2 separate regions of the Homo sapiens genome follow, and region 1 is linked to region 2. Evidence: chromatin loops called from intact Hi-C (ENCODE). Cell type or tissue: endothelial cell of umbilical vein. All regions are shown on one strand. Links, peaks and the distances in the headings refer to the core of each region. The heading gives the core; the rest is flanking DNA.

Region 1 (2,819 bases), core at 181-2,680, 65 kb before region 2:
AATACTTTAATAGCCAGCTAACCGTCCTTCCTCCCTCTAGTTTGCCACATGGCCTCTGGGATTAAACTTCTTAAAACACCACTTGATTGGGCTTTAGATCTTCAATGGTTTCTTTCAATCACTGGATCCTGGATCCATAAGTCCTCAGTGAAGTCTGCCTAAATCCTCTCTCCATCTGAAAGCATTCTTTCTTTCCTTTAAACATTTTCTGTACCCTTTTAATGGCTTCTGATGCAATTCTACTTTTATTACAGTAATTTTCTTCCATAGCTTGTCTTCTGGACTCTACTGTTCTACTGTTGATGTCATGTCTGTGTCTGATTCATCTCTGGTTCCCATCAGGCTCCTGGTAAGAATGCTGAGCACATAGGAGCATAATGCTTTGCTAAGTGAATATTTGTAGGATGAACCAATGGAGACTCTCAGCACTCTAGAAATAGAACTGATAATTTCAGATTCTATAGCCAGTGCAAACTATATGTAATGGTCTTAGCCAAATATATTTATTAAAACCTTGGAACTCTGATCTTATACCTAAGATTCTGTTTAGCAATGAGGTGCAGTGAATTATAAAGCATGACTCCTAGGACATTGTGCTGACTGGGTGGCCAAATATTTACAAAACAATCCAGTTAACCATTGGCTTAGTTTTATCATCCATGAAATGGGGAGAATATCAGCCTCATGTTATTGTTGCTGTGGCTGGCCAAGACATCCTATGTGAAAATGTTATGAAAAGTTACAAGAACTATATAAAGATTCGGGTTATTGTCTTATTTTACAAACACCATTACTAAATTGATTATTTGCTTATCTGCTTCTCCCACATTTTTGCATATGTGAATATATGGACAGGGCTGGGTAAGGTGGCTCATACCCATAATCCCAGCACTTTGGGAAGCCGAGGCAGGAGGATCACTTGAGGATCAGGAGCTCTAGACCAATCTGGCCAACATAGTGAAACCCTGTCTCTACTAAAAATAAAAAAATTAGCCAAGCTTGGTGGCATGTGCCTTTAGTCCCAGCTACTTGAAAGGTTGAGGCATGAGAATCGCCTGAACCCGGGAGGTGGAGGTTGCAGTGAGCTGAGATTGCACCACCGCACTCCAGCCTGGGAGACAGAGTGAGACTCCATCTCAAAAGTGAAAAATAATAAATAAATAAATGAACAAACAAATAAAAATGAGGGAAAAATCTATTTAAACAGTGCTGAGACAAAATATTTTAGTATTCTTTACTATGCCTCTAAATATTTGATAGATTATTAGTAGACATAAACATAGAAGACACTATTTCACATTTGCATGTTAATGAAACATTATAAATTATACATTATTTTCTATGTGGAGTACTGGAACAGTATTCATTTTTTTATGGCCATAAAAACTTAGATTGTCTCCTGAAACAGACATCAAATCCCCTTCTGTAATAGTGCCAGAAAGATCTGCAAGCTTTTTAAACCATCTCTAGTGAAATCACATAGATTTGTTTGTGCCGCTTTGCAACACGCTAGTGTGAAAGTTCATTTTAAACAAAACAGTTTTAATAATGTCATTACTAATGTACATTTGGTCATCACTAAAAAATGGGGTTTTAATATGAATGTTTCATTTTAATAAACGGCAGAGGAAGCAAGTTGCCCTGAGTCAGCAGGAAGTGGTTATACACCAGAGAACAGCCTGATTGTGTTAGATTCATCCAGAACACTGAACAACCCAGAGACGGTCCAAGAAAAAACAACTGGCTTTATTCAAATGATTAGGCTTACTGCAGCTCAATACTGAGATTCACACATTCTCCTATTATTTCTTGACCTTGTGCCAGAAACTCCCACTTACAGTAATAATTAGAATTAGTGTTTCCAGTGCATGCCTCCATCTTCCTAACAAACAGTAAAAAAAAGTGGCGCTTACAAACTATGCAGTTAATGAACATTTTCTTTATTTTGTTTGATTAATACAGCACAATTTCCCTAAATCTTTACCATTACACCCAAGTATATCTTACTTTTATAGCTAAATCACTACAAGTACCACTACTAGTACTGTCAATACTAAAATTTTGAAAAGAACCAGTGTTTCTTTCTACCTCTCATTAAATTTTAAGAAACTCCTTTCATTTTCCGGGTCAGAGCACATATGTAAAGCTGTCTTTGACTGCTGTTATTCGGGGTTCTGTGCATTTTTGGTCCAGTAAAGTAGAAAACCGTAAATACCACAAATACTGAATCACAAATGTTGCACTTAGCATATAACACAAATTACTGTGCCTGTTGTTTTAATGAGCACAGTTTGTGGAAAGGTCTGGAAGGGCCCATGAAATCTTTGTAGATGTTGATCAAATGCTTCTGTCTACATTGCCGGTCTGAACCCCTCACCAGGCTTCTCCTTAAGCTCAGCACGCACTTCCACGAGGGGATTGGCAAGAAGAGTCATGTCATATTTATGCGTTCAGTGATTCTTGTAGCTCTGTGGTTATTACCACTCACAGAAGCCTAACACATACATCCTAGGAGTTTACCCTTAGTTGGCAGGACCTAATGGGAAATCAAATAGGAATCATAAGGTGTGAAAAACAAACAGGAGAAAAATAATCAAAACTTAAAGAAATACTTAGTAGAATAAATAGGAAGAGTGAACTGAATTCCTTGTAAGAGATAGAAGTCAGGATTGGAATCCCAAAACCTAGGTTGGACCCCATACCTCTGCCACTAACTGATTTTACTCTGACTGGATGAGGCATCAAGTTAGGAAATTTGGACACTCTGAGCCTTAGTTTTCTTATTTACAAAATTAGGCGAGCAAAATTCCTACTTCAGT
Region 2 (2,819 bases), core at 46-2,545:
ATTTTCTCCAGACACTTTCAGTCAGTCCCAACCTTTTCTACACCCTGTGTGTAAGGGACATTTATCCAGAACCTCCAGCAGCAGTACTGGCTTCACTGAAATTACACTTTGCAATTATTGTATTTTCACTATTTTGTAATGACATTAAGTTTATCTTGATAGCTTTCAGAACTTGAAAGTCTTAATTCAAATAAAATGACTAAAATGGCTTGATTCTATATTCAAGCCAAAATTAAGACTTCTTTTCCCAAAAACAGAAAATCCCTCTAATACAGAGAAATTTGTATTCCTTTCCTCTGGAGCAACTCAGAGTTACTATTATCTTAACTTCTTTAAAAGCACATTTCTGTCTCTCATTCACTTTCTCTTTCTCTTTATTTTCTCTTTTTGTTTGTATGTCTCTGTCACTCTCTCCTCTCTTACTGTCTTAATTTTGTATCCCTCAAAATTTCAAGATGAGGTATGAGGTTCTATGATCATGATGGAACTTTGAATAACATTTTTGTGACAGTCGTGATTATACCTATCTTAACCAATAGTCTTGTAATGAGCAGATAGATTTCTATGTAAGTATAATTCATAAATAAAGAAAATAGGTACACTCAATCTCTCTTTATTAGACTTAAAGAATAAGTTGCTTATAGTCAGACCAATAGATTAAGAAAAATCATTTTAAGGAACAACTCAGTGAGCTAAATTAAAGCAGCATAGACTTCTTAGAAAAAGGTATGATTTCAGCAAAAATTTTATCCTTGTACATGACACTTGTCAACAAAAATGAAGATGAGTAGTATTGAACACAAGCCATTGTGAACATAGCAATAAGTATTATACTACTAATAATCATGCGACTTTTCTGCAAAATGTTGGAAACACGTTACTTTCATTTATGATCAGTCAAGTCAGTAACAGACAAGTCTGTTACAGGGATTTTGCCTGATACCATTGTGGGGGCTAAACACTTTCCGTAAGGCTGCTGTCTTTGTGTCTGCTGCTTGGGCATGAAGTCCAGAGGGCAGACAGTGAAAAAGAGAACATGATGTAATACAAGGATATTAAGAAAGAGCTGGAACCCACAGGCATGAACTGAAACTCCTCAGAACAGAGCAAAACCACATTTATTGGCTTTGGTGGTATGGGTGACCTGCAGAAGCAAAGGCCCTTCATCATGGTGCTATAGAATTGGTCCAAAAGTTGGAGAAGCTGAAGGAAAGTTTAGAGGAAAGTTGAACAGTTGCAGGCTCAGCTGCTGCCTCATTCCAAGGTGGTGAATCAGCAGATAAGCGACAAGGCGTGTGAACCACAAAATAGCTGAGACTTCCTTCCTGCCTTCCAAATCTTGCAAGAATTTCTCCGTGGCCCACCCTCACCAGAAATGTAATTCAGCCTAGCCAAAGTGGCATGTTACAAAGCCACCACAGTTTGTATATGGGTCATTCTTGGAATTACCGTTTTCTTTACCCCTACTTCCAATCAAATACATTTCTATCAAGTCTACCTCCAAAGCATGTTTTGAATTCATCTTTTCTTTTCCATCTCTACTTCTACTTTCTAGCAAAAGCCTCCATTTTCCCCCATCTGGACTCTGCATTGTTTAATCTTTCTGTCTTCATTCACTCTTGCAGGTCTCCAACCATTCTCATAAAAGCAATTATGCCTCTGCCCTCTTCAAGGTCTATCAAATCTCATTTCCTATAAAATCAAATCCAAATTTCATGACAACACAATGCCCAACATGATCTCACCCCAGCCTCATCTCAGGACACTCCCTCTCCAGTCACACTGGTTTCCTCTTGCTTCATTCCTGAAACCCTGTAAGCACATTTCTGCTTCAGGCCTTGGCACATATAGTTTGCTCTATCTGGAATCATATTTCCTCAGATTTCTATTATGCTAGCTGCCTTTAATCATTTGGAAATGCCACATTCTCAGAAAAGTATTCTCTGAACACACAATTAAAATGGGTGTCCCCCTCCAATTCTCCAAGTGTTTTTTCTCAAAGCACCATGCTTTTTCATTCATAACATTATCATAGTTCAGAAATATATAATTATTTGTATCCATTTTTAAAATACCTGTTCCTGCCTTCCCCCACTAGATTATACATTTTTATAAGGCCGGGGCAATAACTTTTCTGTCTACCACTACATACCTAGAGACTAACTCAGTACTTGGCATCAAGTAGTCAATAATGTATGTGGAATGCATGATTGAATGTGGCATTTCTGGATTGCATGAATTTATACCAAATAATCAGCTTAATTTCAGAAGCAAGAAAAAACAGAGAAGAGATATATTTACAGTTGTAATAGGAACAGCAGGGATTATTTCAGAGACTTATGGCATATCCAGTAAATTATTATGTTATATTAAACTGATTTTTTTTTTTAAATCATGTGGAAACAGAGAAACTACTTAGGATATGACGTTAAATTAAAAACCAGGGTAAAATATATTTAACATGATTACAACCAGTTTGTAAAAAGATAGATGGGAAAGCAAGGGAAAGGAAATGCATTGATATGTTAGTATTGCTTTACTGAGATTGCAAGATTATGATTGTCTCTTGCCCCTGTTTTTTAAATTTTCTGTGACAAGGCAAAAATGGAAATCCCTGACTTTTTTCATATTGAAAGACTATTTTTTTAAAAGCTGTTGTCAGTTCACAGTAAAATTGAGAGGAAGGCTCAGAGAGTTTCCATGTACCCTTTGCCCCCACATATGCATAGCCTACTCTATTATCAACATCTCCTGTGCATTTGTTATAATTGATAAAATTATATTGACACATCAGAATGACCCAAGTCAAAAGTTTGTAT

Evidence for each region. Hi-C counts contacts between places; a loop is a spot of excess contacts. Peaks named below come from ENCODE experiments on the same cell type or tissue, not always from the same donor. Only the 100,000 strongest peaks of a DNase experiment are listed, where the experiment ranks them.
Region 1: it touches region 2 in a loop (5-fold over the local background); 5 of 110 quality-filtered maps call a loop at or near these places.

The regions. Positions count from the first base shown.
Region 1 is chr1:98,387,494-98,390,312 of GRCh38, reverse strand. No RefSeq gene overlaps it. Among named protein-coding and RNA genes, the nearest start is that of LINC01776, 180 kb to the right of the region's middle. In endothelial cell of umbilical vein, for the core only: no CTCF peak of the experiment used is centred there; a DNase peak (open chromatin) is centred at 1,682; H3K27ac peaks cover 2,362 bases.
Region 2 is chr1:98,322,516-98,325,334 of GRCh38, reverse strand. No RefSeq gene overlaps it. Among named protein-coding and RNA genes, the nearest start is that of LINC01776, 110 kb to the right of the region's middle. RefSeq lists an enhancer at 656-1,855. In endothelial cell of umbilical vein, for the core only: no CTCF peak of the experiment used is centred there; DNase peaks (open chromatin) are centred at 1,274 and 1,694; H3K27ac peaks cover 2,500 bases.